2 separate regions of the Homo sapiens genome follow, and region 2 is linked to region 1. A link is a loop called in an ENCODE intact Hi-C map of the cell type or tissue named here. Cell type or tissue: HCT116. All regions are shown on one strand.

Region 1 (8,000 bases):
CACACTCTATGCTTTTAGGGAAGAATATTCACATTACATATAAGGAAAATGCCTCGTTTTGATAGGAAATTACAGTTTCTGGATTAGTGACATATTGTTTGAGATAGTCTTATTAGCTGCCCTGCATCCCTAGCCCAGATGATGTTTTCAAACACTGTAGCTCTAGAAATCAAGTTATATATGCAACAAAATTTTGCCAACTGCCCTTTTAATTAGGGTGTAATGCCAAAAAATATTATGATATTATTTTCCTTTTTCCAAACTAGCATCTGGCCTAAGAGAATGACAGCAGAGAGATAAATTTCTTGAAGTCAGGTATATACAGTAGGGAAAGTATTTTCTTCTATTCATAGTTACCATTATTCTTATTTATTACCTGTTCACATTCAGTAAATTTAGCAGAATTATTATTTATAGATTGTAAAAGATTTTTTTAAAACATAATTTTGTCAAAAATATATATATTTAAAACTAGAAGTAATCTATTTTGGTTTTAGCAGCAACTTTTGCTTTGTATATTTTTGTCACTGTGAAACATTTTTTACTTTGATTCAGTTTCATACATTTTTAAAACTACCATCTAAATGCGATTTTGGAAATCTTGTAAGTGTGTTGTAAAGGAGGAGGACAGAATGTTTCGCTTTTAATGAGGCCTGTTTTCATACTGGATTGCATCCATTGATATTCTTATTTTTCCATATTTTGCATCAACTGTCCATTGAGGTTTTTAATGGTTTACTTTACTTTTTCTATTTAGATCAAATTTACAAGCATAAAACATTACATAAATTTAGGTAAATCTCCTAACTTCATCAAAACTATATATAGATATTTGATGGCCAAATTCTGTGGACTTTGGCATTGGAGGGTAGCGGTATGTGGAGTCAATGGATGGGAATGGTGGCATCTTTATGACTTAATTTCCCAGTATAAAGTCTTTCTTTTTAAATAGTTAAACATCATAACACATTGCCCAGGTATTAGGTTCTTATAAATGCACCATTGTATTCTGGCTTTTTCTCCTACAGCCAATCTTAAACTATCTCTTCAAGCTCAGTGTAAAATATAGACAGGTAAAGGGGAAGATCTTGGTATGGAATCCTAGGAAGCTGCTTCAAGTTGAAATACAAAGTGAGACTTATACAACAGCTTTTCTACCAGTAATTAAAAAGCCTAATGTCTTTGGAGTATTATTAAGTTGACTGATTTTTGTACAGGACTCCACATTATCTTCATTTAATAACTTTCCAAGAAGTATTTGCAGAGGGAATAACAGTAGTCCATATTTAAGTGTGCAGTAGCCCCCCCTTTATCCACGGGGGCTACGTTTCATGGACCCCAGTGGATGCCCAAAACAACGTTGAACCCTATATATACCACGTTTTTTCTATACATACATACTTACGATAAAGTTTAATTTATTAATTAGGCACAGCAAGAGATTAACAACAATATCTAATAATAAAATAGAACAAATATAACAATATACTTTAATAAAAATTAGGTGAATAAAAGTTCTCTCTCTCAAAATACCTTGTTATACTATATTCACCCTTCTTTCTGTGATCTGTCAATCTGATAACCTAGAGGACTACCAAGTGACCAGGAGCGTACTAGACTATCTCCTAGATGCAGATTTTCAGGATACCAAGCCTTACAACAGTTTTCAATGGGAAGGGTATGAAAATGGCTTATTTCCACGGTTAAAATTTAAGGCAACTGCACTGCAAAATTCCAACCTATAGTTGTCAGCACTGAGTATATGACAATAATTCCTAGCAAGGGACAACTGAGATCCAGTGCCATGCTCTCTCTTAACAAGTCTTCCCATTCTTTCTTACTTTGTATTGTCACTTTGGGTCTTTTGCATGTCCAATGACAAAGCCATCACAAAACTCTCAAAAACTGATCCTATAATGACAGCAGTGTTTCACTTTATAAACTCAAGTACTCCAAACAGTAATTGAGATCAGAACAGAAATATGAACGGTACGTGTGCATTTTAAAATAATATTAGTAACAAAATGATTAATTTATTAAATGAACTAACCATATTGCCACACAAAGACAGCCCAGTATGCAGGCTCAAGGCCTGAAGAGTGGAATATAAACACATGTACTCCAAACAAGAAGAAAGTGGGCACTGGATAGCACTTCTAAGAATACTTAATTGTGTGCATATTTTTTTGTTGTTGTAATTTGGATGAATTCCAACTTTTCTGAAAGAAAACATTTGCTTACATATTAAGAAAATATATAGCAGAAAAACAGAAAGGTAACAAATACCAATTTTTTTCTTTTTAAAGAAAATATTTAAATTATTTTAATGGGTGAATATACATGAAAATGATCCATTCAGTTCACTCTGCTTAATAAAAGTTATTTCAAATAAAAAAGTCATTGTAAGTCAGGGTGTTACTATTTACATATCTTATCCATATTGTCTTTATATGTTTCTTCTTTATGTTGAAGCTTGTTAGCAGTTTATGGTTTGTTAAAAATGGCTGATGCCACTAAGCTCAAAGTAAATGAACATTTATGTGCCAAAGGCCCCCTATAGACTGGTTAGTACGTATGCCAAGGAAACAAATCTCAGATAACTGGATTTTCATTTTAGCTTTGTGGATTACCTTGAATGCGTTATATATTTGTATTAACATAAGAAAATATAAATAATGTCTTTCACGTAACAAAATAATTCTATGTCTTAGGTGAAATAACTCCACTCATATTTTCCCCTGCCAAATAAAAAGTGCTGAGCACAATCTTTCATGTAAGATCTCATTTCTCCTTTTAAACTTCTCCTATGAATGAAAACCAAATGGCAACGCAGCATTGAAAACCAATGCCTACAAAAAGTACACAGAGTTTGTAACATTAAAAAAAAGCAGGAGCTAATGACACATAACAGGTAAATAAAGGGGGAGGGGACCCCTGAACTTATACCAGGCGTCCAGGATAACCCTCTTGAAGTCTATTAGAAACATGCATTCATCAGTACAGCTCTTTGAAGGGCTTGGAAGATGTGAGGTTTGAAGGAAAAACAAAATGCTATTTTTTTTAAAAAATAAAAAGTGCTGAAAAGGTAGGGCTGCTTGAATTGTTAACCAATTCAAACCTAAATGTTCTGGGTGAGACCTCCATTGCAATTTACCCAGAAGGTGGGAGAAATGTTTCTGATATATGTGGAATAAATACAGAAATCAGCAACATAATAGAAAAACAATGTGCCCTTCAACATCAAACTGACAACAGGAAAAATCTCTCCATGTTCTTCTTTCTTAGTTCATGCGTTTATTAAACACACACATGTGAACTGCACCAGGTACTCTAAGTTGGAGAGCTTAGGTTGGTATAATCACAACCTTGGTGTGAGTCCATATCAATACATCTTTGAGTTAATAGTAATGCTATTAAAATAAATGGGCCGAACCATTGCGATTTTTAATCACTAGAAATTCCCTGATCTTATAAAGAGTTGCTCATTTGGAGTCCATTTTAAGTACTTTAAATCTTCGTTCAAAAATATTAGTAAATTTTTATTTTGCCTACACATTTGTTCATTCTACACACGCTACATCCAAACCTAGAGGGGAAATAGTAAAACTAACTTAAAATGAAAGATACTTTAACAACTACTTCTGCTTGCTTATTACATACATTGAATTGTTAAGATAGAAGAGAAAATAAACAAAGTCATTGTATTTTATTTTCTATGTAGGACACGGTGTCCAAGCAAAACAAACGGGGTTTGGTTGAACATGCAATACCGGATGTCGCCACTGGATGGCAATGCCAGCTTTTGTCTCTAAAATGTGCATGGTACCTTTGATGAGATTTAGCGCCACAACCCTTGGGTCCTAAGTTTCTCAGGACCATCAAAGTGTAAATACGCTGGGGTGAGTCTCCAGCACACATCTCGCATTCCTTTGGGATCTGTCGTCTTCTGGTGCACCCGATGCTAAGGCAGCCCATAAAGCTTCCTTATTTGCTATTACTCTTTGGGAACCTGATGTTCAATAGAATGCCAAGTTCATAAGAAGAAAAAAGGTTACAAAGAAAGTGAATAGGAGGTGAGATGGAAGTACAAATAGGGCACCAGATTCCTTTCCGCTGCTGAATGATGTTAAGCTTGCACAGGACCAACATCTCAAAAATATACTTGTTATGAATTCACTTTCTACCATATAGCAAGAATAGCCTTCACTCTTTTCAGCATTTTATAGTCTAAATCACTTGTTCTCACAAGCTATACACACACACATTCTGACATGTATACACACTTCAAATAAATGTTTGTAGTTGAGACAATTAGCTGATGACAGTTTAGTTTTCCACAGTGAATTGGTTTTAAACTTACAGTAAGGAAAAAACCTTTGAAAACATTATTTTAGGTATACTAAAGAAGCTAAAGGTTTTTACAACGAATTTTGTGTGGTGTTAAAATATATAAATATCTAAATTTGTATTAATTCAAAGATTAATGATAATTATGAAGGTGTTAGATATTATCTGGAACAATGAATCACTTCTGTTCAGAGAAGGAAGGATTTAATGCCAAATAACTTTGCTTAGTTATATGGATGGGAAACATGAGTGGGGTAAAATGATCACATTTTTAAGGTAAAATAAAGAGGGAGAAAATTTGTGTAAATATATGAAATAAAAAAAATTGATAAATTTAATTATCCTTAGTTCAGGAAACACATTTATCTATAACTCCTTATTACTATTTTAACATATAAAAACTTTGGCAAGCAGCATGTCATGCTTTTCTAGTAAACAAAACTTAATAATTAACTTTTACAATTAGCTGACATCTATGGAAGTTACAGTTTGCACTAGGCCTCTTATATATCTTTCATTTGCTTGTGAAAATGATGTTCACACCCCTCTGATGGAAGATGAAATGGTTAAGAATACCACAGAATAGCAAAACAAAACTTGAAACAACAACAAAACTAGAATGAAAATTTGAAGCATATTATAGTATGTTTAAGTTTAGCTAGCACGGGAAAAAATGTTTTTAAATACCAAATTTCAAATTAAGTTTTCTTATTCTTCACAACACAAAACACTAGCTGAATAAACATATATTATTCAATGAGTAGTAGGCATATAAAAGGAAAATTTTCTCTCTGTTAATATAAGCCACTTTTAATTTTGCATGCACAGATTTTGTCACTAGATCAAGAGATATTTTTGCATATACCTTACATGGATATATTTGGATTTGTAAAAACAAACTAGGCAAGATAAAGCCAGGTTTTGAATATTTATTTTTTGTTTACTTCCCACAAGAAGTCCATACCTTATGGGACAACAAACCAGTCAAGTATATTTGGGGTTTCCTGATTAAGAACCAGAAGGAGGCTGGACAACTGTAGCTCACGCCTGTAATCCTAGCATTTTGGGAGGCCGAGGCAGGTGGGTTGCCTGAGGTCAGGAGTTCAAGACCAGCCTGGCCAACATGGCAAAACCCCGTCTCAGTTACTCGGGAGGCTGAGGCAGGAGAATCACTTGAACCCGGGGGCAGAGGTTGCAGTCAGCTGAGATCGCACCACTTCACTCCAGCCTGGGCGAAAGAGCAAAACTCCGTTTCAAGAAACAACAACAACAATAATAAGAACCTGAAGGGACTGCTTCTGTCTTTCCATCACACTGGCAGATTCTTGCATAGAAGTGTGGCCTTATTCAGGAGCACTTGGAAACAACCAAGGCAGATCTACTTTGTGCTCTTAGATAATTGACTGAGTAAAAATACTAATTTTCAAAACTTGCTTCACTTTCATCACAAAGCCAGATATAAATGGAGACAAAGTATTTGGTGCATATTTTAATTTTCTATTTATTTGAAAACTAAAGTTGTATGGACTAAACTTTGTTTACATAAAGTAAGGTGAATTTGTAATACTGTCATATACACATGAAATACTATCATATGACATTTCATATATATGACATATATATGAAAGTCTGTCTAATATATGAAATCAAACAGATAATTCAAGCTAAAATCACTCCCCTTGGGGATCAGCAATCTCCCTTTTAATGTATATATTGATGTATGATTTAAAAACTTTTCATTTTTTAGAGTCCTAAGTTTCAGCTTCAATTTTTCTAGGGAAAATTTAGTCAAAGGTTTATGACTTCAAAGGATTGAAGAAATACCCTAATCTGAAATCTTGGAAAATGGAAAATGAGATCCTAAATATTTTTTCTCGTTATCTGTTGACCTTATACCTGAGAAGTAACTTTTAATTTTAAATTTCTTAGATCACAAAAGGATATTTCAGATTTCAAGAAATCATTGCTTCTAATGCTTCTAAAACATTGATTGCTTCTAATGCTTCTAAAACATTGATATTTGATCTTGATATTGAAAACAAATATCAATGTTTTAGAAGCACTATAAGCAATAATTTCTTTCTAAATCTTGACACTCGCTAAGAATGTAATGATGAGAGTGAACAGTACTTTGAATTTGTGTGTTTAGGCAAGCACACATACACACATATATGAGAAGACACATGACTTCTAGGACCACATAACTCAGAGTAGGGCTATATGTTGATGTTGCAATTTGGGAAATGATGCTTTATATATATACATATGTGTGTGTGTGTGTGTGTGTGTGTGTGTGTGTGTGTGTGTGTGTGTATATATATATAAATTTTGCATGGGATGGCGTTTTCCCGCGACTTATATGTTTGCCTGTTAATGCATGACAATAAATGCCAGTTGCATTAAATATGTCATTTAAGGAATAGAATATTAAAAGTGTATCACTGGATATGGACTTTGCGCTTGTTCACACACACCACCACCATCCCACAGAAGAAGACAGTGCAGACAGAACCCCGTCCTCAAAGGTCTTCAAGTTGAATGCAGATTGTAGGTTGCCCAATCTCTGTTGTTCTGTGCTTGGTTTGTATTGCAATGGCACTGGTTATCAGTAAGGCAAAGTATTCACTTTAGAGAATGTTTGAGAAAAGTTCTTTTAGAACAGCAGTGAAAGTAGCTCCACATTCCAGGAGGTTGCAGTTTTTATTTGCAGGATGTTTATGTATTTAGGCATTACATACATAAAAGTAAGAGTTCAAATTCTGACACAAGTAAATGATAAAAGTCAGGCAAATTCTTAAAGTCTTTCATAGTTGGAAAGTTCTTGGACAAATGGCTATCCATGTAGTGATTATACATTTTTAAGGCTATATTCTCCTTCCCCAGCCTTCCTGGTTCCCTAGGTACTGCCAAAGGATATTTTCAGTCCAATAAAATATACAGATTCCATAATTTGCCTCTATTCCTACTTGGCCTTCTTCATACTCATTTCACTGGGTTAATATTTGTTCTTAGCCATTTCCTCATTCTCTGGGTTGAACCCATCTTCTTGAAAGGTCACTTTCTCTGTGGGTCTCTAAACTACAAATAAAAATGTTTTTGAACTAAGGTCTTTACAAGGTTTGCAGAAGTCCTTTCATGATTTAAGAATAGTCAACAATTCAGACGTGAGCACTGATGGTGAAGAGCTGCCAAATGGGAAAGTTCAGGTCTTCAGCTCTATTTTCTCCTAAAACTTGTAAGCCAATACTCAGTGATATATTATAAAAGTGCCAGGAAGCCCATCAGGCATCTGAGGCAGTGGCATCAACTGCCAGAAGACTGGAGACAGAAGAGTTGCAAAGAAGAATGTTGTACTATTCAAAGAAATTATGACATAAGACTATTTTTTTCAATCTGAGTTCTTATGCATAAACCAAATAGAATGAGACTAAAATCCTAGCAACATGAAAGCAAAAACAGGAATTCCACGAGATCGTGCCACTACACTCCAGCCTGGGTGACAGAGCGAAACTCCGTCTCAAAAAACAAACAAACAAACAAAAAACCCCAAAACAGGAATTCCAGATACCTAATAACTTGCAGACAAATGTATAGACTCTTTCTAAATAGAAATCACCCAATTTAATAACTTTAGATGAAGAATTTTATTTATT
Region 2 (8,000 bases), 1.5 Mb after region 1:
TTCATATTTTTCTAGAATTTTATATAAATTAAGTTTCTATAAATATAAATGTGTCCTGTTTTCTGGTCTGGCTACTTTCACTCAGTGTAATTATTTTGGATTCACCTATGTGGTGGAACGTATCTGTAGTTCATTCTTTTTTCTTGCTGTATGTCATTGTATGGATATGCAGTATTCCCCCTTAACCTATACCTTCCAAGACCACCAGTGAATGCCTGAAACCATGGATAGTACCAAACACTATATATACTATGTTTTTTCCTACATACATATCTATAATAAAGTTTAACTTATGAATTAGGCACAGTAAAAGATTGAGAATAATAACTAATAATAAAATAGAGCAATTATAATAATATAGTATGATAAAAGTTATGTGAATGTGGTCTCTTTCTCTCAAAATATTTTATTGTACTTTACACACCTATTTTTGGACCACGCTGACTGAGAGTAACCAAAACCTGGGATAAGGGGGGACTACTGTACCAGTTTGTTTATCCAGTTATCTGTTGATAGACATTTGGCTTATTTACAGCTTTTGGCTGTTAAAAATAAAACTGCTGTGAACATATACGTACAAAGCTTTGTGTGGATATCTGGTTTCTTTTTTCTTGGGTAAATACATAGAATGGCTCAGTCACATGTTAGGTATAAGTTTAAATTTTTGTAAAACTGCCAAACCATCTTATGAATTTTGCAAAGAGACAAAGTAAGCTAAATTGTCTCTGATTACTTCTGGACTCTGAACATTTTCTCCAAGTACCTTATATTCTTTGCAGTCTAAAAGTAAAACATACATATTCCTTTAACAAATAATTGGGGGAAAAATGAGAAGTCTTATAATGTTCGAGTAGTGAAAGTATCCATACACCGCACTAAAATACTACACACTTCTTAAATGATTGAGAACTTCTAAGAAAAAGGGTTTTGTTTTTTATTATGTTTATTCAGTGTAGTACATTTTGCTGTAACAAGTTAGAAGAAAAGTGGAGATATTTCTTCACATTAATTTTTATATTCTTTTCCATCATAGGAAAAAGAATTCTAGTTTTAAATGGAGGCTACAGAGGAAATGAAGGTACCCTAGAATCCATCAATGAGAAGACTTTTTCAGCTACTATCGTCATTGAAACTGTAAGTTTGTTTACACAAAGACAGAAATTTCAAAATGCTTTAAAAATGTGCCATAGTTTTTTTTAATTGGATTGTTCTTTATTTTAGAATTTGAGTTTTTTGTTAGCCTTCTATCCTATTTGGAAATCTGTAAGCTTATTTTCTCCAGTGACTCTGCCATTGCTAAAGTATTTTATTTTCTGATTATAAAAGAAATGTGTACTCATGCATAAAACCCCAAAAAACATAATTTAATATAAATAATTATAAAAATTAATCATAGTCCCCCAGCCCAACAATAAACCCCATTAATATTTTGGTCTGTTCCTTTCCAATCTTGGTGTTTTATGAAAGTGTGTGTAATAGGTACAGTTTTATATCCTTTTTTCCCCTCATATCGAATATAAAACTCAATTTGGCATAGTAAAGTTAGTGGGGGAAGTAAAGTCATTGTCAAGAGGGAGGGAACCACAGAGGTCAACCACTTTTTAAAATGTCTCCCCTTTTTTCATAAAGGATTTAAGGTAGCAGAGATCAATACAGTAATTTAAAGAACTCTGACTTATAAATAAAGTTGGTTATTGACTTAGAACTGATATTTCACTCACAGGTCTGTGAGTGAGGTCTGAGATATCTTCAGAAAGAAAGTTTCCTTTTAGAACTCTGAACTACTGCACTGCATATCTTTGATGCTAAACAAAAGAATTTTTTATCTCCAGTACAGTCAGTTTTAGTATTTCTGGGGGAGCTTGGGAGTAATAGCTCACTTAGAGAGTTTAATGAAAGTTTAGACTCTTCAAAACATTGCACATAATTGCCAAATTTTATTTGTTCTCTTGGGGAGTTTATAGGCCCCCTAAGCCCATGGACCTGTTAGAGAATATGTGTCTAGGAAGGTTTTCTGGAAAAACCATTTAGGTCCTTATTTGAGAGAATTCTCATTTCAGTAAATCAAGCTTTTCTCCTTTTTTTTTTTCTTTCTGATCCTGACAATGCTAACCTAGAAGCTGTTACTTGCTAACTGTTACTAACGTAAACTAAGGGGAAGAAAGGGAAAAAGGACTCCTACTTGGCATTGAGGAACATGTCAGTCTGACTAAATTAGCAGATTGAGTTTTAACAAAAAACTCTATAAGATTTTCTCTGACTCTATCAGCATAAGGCAGTAGAAAATCCAGTATTTCCTTGACAACTTGCTTATCCTTCCCTTATTAATTTCTTTTTTTTTTTTTTTTGCATGGACCATGCATGAAACTTACCTTATTAATTTCATAGTGCTATCAAATGCAGATCCTGTTTCATGTTTTCATCTCAGGGAAACACAAAACAACTGATTACTGTTGAGGCTGTGTTGAGTTCCATCTCGATACCTTTGGTTCGCAGGTTGTGTCCATTCATCAAAAACTAATTTCTCACCTTCTGCACTGTAGACCCAGTTTCATCTTCTGTACTGAGGTAGAACTTAGCAGCAAATCCACATGAAAAGCCTTTCTGTTTGATTGCAAAGCAACATGTACTTCTTTTAGAAGAGGGAATCTACCAGCTTGGCATGGTGGCTCATGCCTGTAATTCCAGCACTTTGGGAGGCTGAGGCGGACGAATCACCTGAGGTCAGGAGTTCGAGACCAGCCCGGCCAACATGGAGAAACCCCATCTCCACTAAAAATACAAAAATTAGCTGGGCGCGGTGGCAAATGCCTGAAGTCCCAGCTCGGGAGACTGAGGCAGGAGAATCGCTTGAACCTGGGAGGCAGAGATTGCAGTGAGCCAAGATTGCGCCACTTACTCCGGCCTGGGTGACAGCGAGACTCCGTCTCAAAAAAAAAAAAAAAGGGAATCTGTCTCCTAATTTTTTTTTCTTCCTTTCTTCAGCCTGTCCTCATTAAAAAAAAAAAAAAAATCTCTGTATATGCTTGTGTCATCACTTGAGCTTTGCAAGTGGTTATTTTTATCATTTCTGGCACCTTAAGTTTTCATGTCGTTGATAATATTTGAAATTTATACATATATCAAGCAGATTTTTAACATCCAATAAATTGTTCCTAAATAGCTTCAGCTTTTTAGCTATTTGCCCTATAAGCCCAAATGTCTGGCTCCCTTCTTATTCTCCAGATTTATGGTACTTATCAGAAAAATGTAATTGACCATAGACCATTAAACATGATAATGAAAAATCTAACCTAGGTTATACTTTATCTGGGAACTTAATTCCTTTAAATATGATAATTATTTGTTGTGAAGGGAAGCAGTAAAAAAATGTTAAAATCTCAGTTCTAGGGTTAGAGTCATCATCATTGTCATCATCATTATTGTCATCATCATCATGTTATATTTTGCAAGGGAGAGGATTAACTGTCAAATTTAATTTTAATTTTATTTAATTTAATTTTATTTTATTTTATTATTTATTTTCAAGACAGAGTCTCACTCTGTCGCCCAGGCTGGAGTGCAATGGCGCGATCTCAGCTCACTGCAACCTCTGCCTCCGGGTTCAAGAAATTCTTCTGCTCCAGCCTCCCAAGTAGCTGGGATTACAGGTGTGTGCCACCATGCCCAGCTAATTTTTATATTTTTAGTAGAGATAGGGTTTCACTATGTTGGTCAGGCTGGTCTCAAACTCCTGACCTCAGGTGATCCACCTGCCTCGGCCTCCCAAAGTGCTGGGATTACAGATGTGAGCACTGCGCCCGACCCAACTCTCAAATTTTAAACAAAAGATTAAATAATAATTAGAGTTGAAAATTATTGAGCTCTCACTCATATTAAGTTCCAGGTCTAGTCACTTTATATGAAATAACTCATTTATATTTCCCAACAACCCAATCATACAGACATTACCATTATTTCCACTGGGAGATAATAAGGCACAGAGAGGAAACTGAAGGACAGAGAGGTTAAATCAATTGTTGAAAGTGAGATTTGAACTTGGGGAGTGTAGGTTCACAGCCCATATTCTTAGCCTCTGTGTTCCCAGGTTATATCCGCTTTTGTGATAGAAAATATCTTTCATTAATTAAGTTTTCCTCTTTCCCTTTTTGTTCGATATGAAAGAAGAAAATAAAGTTAAAGTTGGACTCTTTTTATAATCTGGACCAGTGTAACTATCACAGCCAACCTAGACAAACATGTTTGAGTATCGTAATGCTTACAAAATGATATTTCCTATAAAAAAAAGAAAACCCCAAATGGACAATGGCACAAACATGGTAGAAGTTAACGTTTCACTCTAAAAACCCCAAATGGGTATTTTTGATCAGGGAACTCTTTCTAAGTGGCGATTTGTGAACCCAGGGTCCTTCCAGCTAGTGCCTCTACTGCCCTCAAGTGGCATCTCCAGTTGCCATGTCTGTGTGCACTGGGCAGGCAAAAGGAGCTTGGCAGATTGTGTGTCAGTTATAGCACGTCTGGACCGTCACTTCTGTTTGCTTTCATGGGCTGGAGCTCCATGCATGGCCACAGCTAACCACAAGGGAGCCAGGAAACTGGCTATTTATCCAGGAAGCAGAGGAGATACTGAACAGCTTGCAGGTCTCTGCCACAATGTCTATTGATAACGTATGTCAGATGTCACAGAAGAAAATATGGTAGTTCTTAATGAGAATGCCATAGATTATTCTTAAAATTCATAGATGTATACAAATGTTAACAATCTTAATGGTATTTTAGGGATGCGGAAAAGGCAAATTTGTATCCATAAGTATGGTGTCATTTTTTTGTCTTTTAGGAATATGTGTTTTTAACCTTATTTTAAATTATTTTAATTTGTAGGGCCCTTTAAAAGGACGCAGAGTTGAAGGAATTCAATATGAAGACATTTCTAAACTTGCCTGAGTTTGAAAATTTGTTAACAATACATTAAAATCTTAAAGCATCAAATTGGTGTTCGCCAAGGCATTATGAGACTCTACTGTGTTAGGGTATATTCTTTTGTATAAAACAAACAGGTTTTTGAAAATATTACTGTATAGTTGTTCAGCTAAACTTTGAGAAGAATTTAATTATGTCTCATGAGGTATCAAACTATGTAATTTTGTCCTTGTTATTTTTGTTTCCTTTGTAATTTACTTGATGAGTTTATATCTTCATTAAAGAATGTTATTATAAAGTGTTTTATCTATGACAATTTAGAATCATGTAATTGGAGGAAATCCTTCATACACTCTATATTTTCAGTAGTAGAGTAGTAAAGTTGAACTCTAAGTGTGACTAAATTTTAAATGTCAAACTATAAATATAGAAGCAGCTTTATTGTGGTAATAATTCATATACCATACAGTTCACTCATTTAAAATATACATACAATTCAGTGGTTTTTAGTATTTTTGCAGAATTGTGCAGCCATCACCACTGTCTGATTTTAAAACACTTTCATACCCCAAAATGAAACCCTTTAATAGTCAATCGCTATTTTTCCCCTCTGCCCTAGCCCTAGACAGCCACTAATGTACTTTCTGTCTCTATGGATTTGCCCTTTCTGGACATTTCTTATAAATGGAATCATATAATATGTGATCTTTTATGACTGGCTTCTTACACTTAGCATCATGTTTTCAAGGTTTATCCATGCAGTAGCATGTAGGCGTGCTTCATTTGTTTTTATGGCTGCTTAATATTCCACTGTATGGATGTACCGTATTTTGTTTGTCCATTCATCAGCTGATAAACATTTAGATTGTTTCTACTTTTTGGCTATTGTGAATAATGCTGCCATGATCACCCATTTACAGGATTTTATGTGAACAGAAGCTTTCGCTTCTGCCAAACTCTTCCAGAGCAGCTATACCATTTTACAGTCCTACCAGCAATGTTGAACTATAGTTTTATTTGTTTTTAATTTTTTTACTTTTAGAGACATGGTCTCACTGTGTTGCCCAGGCTGCTGTCAAACTCCTGGGCTCAAGTGATCCTCCTGCCTCAGCCTCCCAAAGTGCTAGGATTGCAGGTGTGAGCCACAGCACCCTGCCTAACCATACAGTTTGAAATAAGTAGGGCAGTGTATTATTAGGGAATGCAAAAGACAGGAAACCCACATTTGCCTGTGCCAAAGGAAAAACGAAGGGATATTTGTAGTGCACATGACTGAAAGGAGCAGACGCTAGCTTCCAGGGCAGCGGGACCGGGTGTGAACAGCCTTCCCTGGGCTTCCGCTCTGTCTCTGGCTCCTGTGCTGGCTCTCTACATTTACATTCTTGAGCACTCTAGGTTTACATCTTACCCTTCAGCAGCACCGGGAAGAGAGAGATGATCTATCTTTTCTTTTTCTTTTTTTTTTTTTTTCTGACACAGAGTCTCACTCTGTCACCCAGGCTGATTGCAGTAGTGCAATCTCGGCTCACTGCAACCTCCACCTCCCGGGTTCAAGCCATTCTCCTGCCTCAGCCTCCTGAGTAGCTGGGACTACAGGCATGCGCCACCACGCCCAGCTAATTTTTGTAATTTTAGAAGAGATGAGGTTTCACCATGTTGGCCAGGATGGTCTCGATCTCTTGACCTTATGATCTGCCCGCCTCAGCCTCCCAAAGTGCTGGGATTACAGGCATGAGCCACTACGCCTCTTTTTTTTTGTTCTGTTTTTTGAGATAGGGTCTTGCTCTGTCATCCAGCCTGGAGTGCAGTGGCACAATCATGGCTCACTGCAGCCTCGTCCTCCTGGGCTTAGGTCATTGATTCTCCCACCTCAGCCTCCCGAGTAGCTGGGACTACAGGCATGCACTACCATGCCTGGCTAATTTTTTTGATTTTTAGTAGAGATGAGGTCTTGCTATGTTGCCCAGGCTGGTCTCAAACTCTTGAGCTCAAGCAATCCTCCTGCCTCGGCCTTCTAAAATGTTGTGATTACAGGTGTGAGCTACCACGCCTTGCCTGAGTTGATCTTCTACAAGAGTTCAAACAAAAAACAGACCATACCAGGATGATCACTTCAAACATGAGGATGGGTATAAGCTGACGTCAGACACAGGTATGGTGCCAAACCCTGGGATCTCTCTCTTTAACTGAGAGTCAGGGAGGGCTGATTGCTTCTATTCTCAGAAGATGGGAGAACGTATGCTGTTAGCAGAAATGTAAGAGGCAGTAAAGAAATACTAATAGGATGATGGCAGAAGCTTTACAGAAAATGTTCCTCAGGGATGAATTAAGGTTTTTCCAAAGTAACCTGACAGCACATTATGGAAAGCAACTGGGTTTTGGGTGTGGGCAGTCTTTAGATCAAATTCTGGCAGTTCTGTTCATTGGCTTTGTAATATTAGAATGTTAATGTTCTTGAATTGCAATGTTTTTAATGTATAAATTGTCAAAATGTTTTTCAGCAGGGTTGATGGGAGACCTACAGAAAATACATATAAATCATCAGACATGAAGTCCAGCACATAGTAGGTATTGAATAAATGGCAGTGAGTGGTCATGTCCAGAAATGAAGCCAAGAAGTTGAGCCTGGACTACTAAGAATCTGGTCTGAAGAATTTCAAAAAGGAGAATGGTTCTCCCTGATAACAAATAGTGATGAGTAAAACCAGACAAATTACATATGCCTCCCCCAAGTATGTACGTTTGGAATCAACTTGGTGGTTTTCTTCAGAGAAAAAATGTTTCATGTCTGCCTCCCACATTTAATTCTCCAACGTCTTTCTGAAATTATTTCAGAATGAAATGAGGCAGCATACTTGAGGTTAAATTCAATAAAAAATATCTGAAGCATAAAAATACGATTATAGACTTCACAGTAGTTTTTTCCCTCTGAGTCTGTAGAACTTGATAGAGTTTATGCTAAGCAAAATGACTGCAGATAACTAACAACAGGTCTCATATTAGACTTTGATTTTTGAAGTATCATAAGCTATTTTTCTTTATTTCAAACATAGACTTTACTTTTTAGAGCAGTCTCTGTG

Evidence for each region. Peaks named below come from ENCODE experiments on the same cell type or tissue, not always from the same donor. Only the 100,000 strongest peaks of a DNase experiment are listed, where the experiment ranks them.
Region 2: it touches region 1 in a loop (9-fold over the local background); 7 of 110 quality-filtered maps call a loop at or near these places.

Annotation. Positions count from the first base shown.
Region 1 is chr10:9,205,173-9,213,172 of GRCh38, reverse strand. All of the region lies in intron 4 of LOC101928272 (a long non-coding RNA gene), which reads left to right. Among named protein-coding and RNA genes, the nearest start is that of LINC00709, 66 kb to the left of the region's middle. In HCT116, a CTCF peak has its summit at 3,764 (motif pointing right); a DNase peak (open chromatin) is centred at 3,802.
Region 2 is chr10:7,753,024-7,761,023 of GRCh38, reverse strand. It overlaps KIN (Kin17 DNA and RNA binding protein), which reads left to right. Exons shown (of 13, transcript NM_012311.4): 12 at 1,034-1,134; 13 at 4,882-8,000. The coding sequence ends at 4,944. Among named protein-coding and RNA genes, the nearest start is that of KIN, 31 kb to the left of the region's middle. In HCT116, a CTCF peak has its summit at 4,437 (motif pointing left); a DNase peak (open chromatin) is centred at 4,433.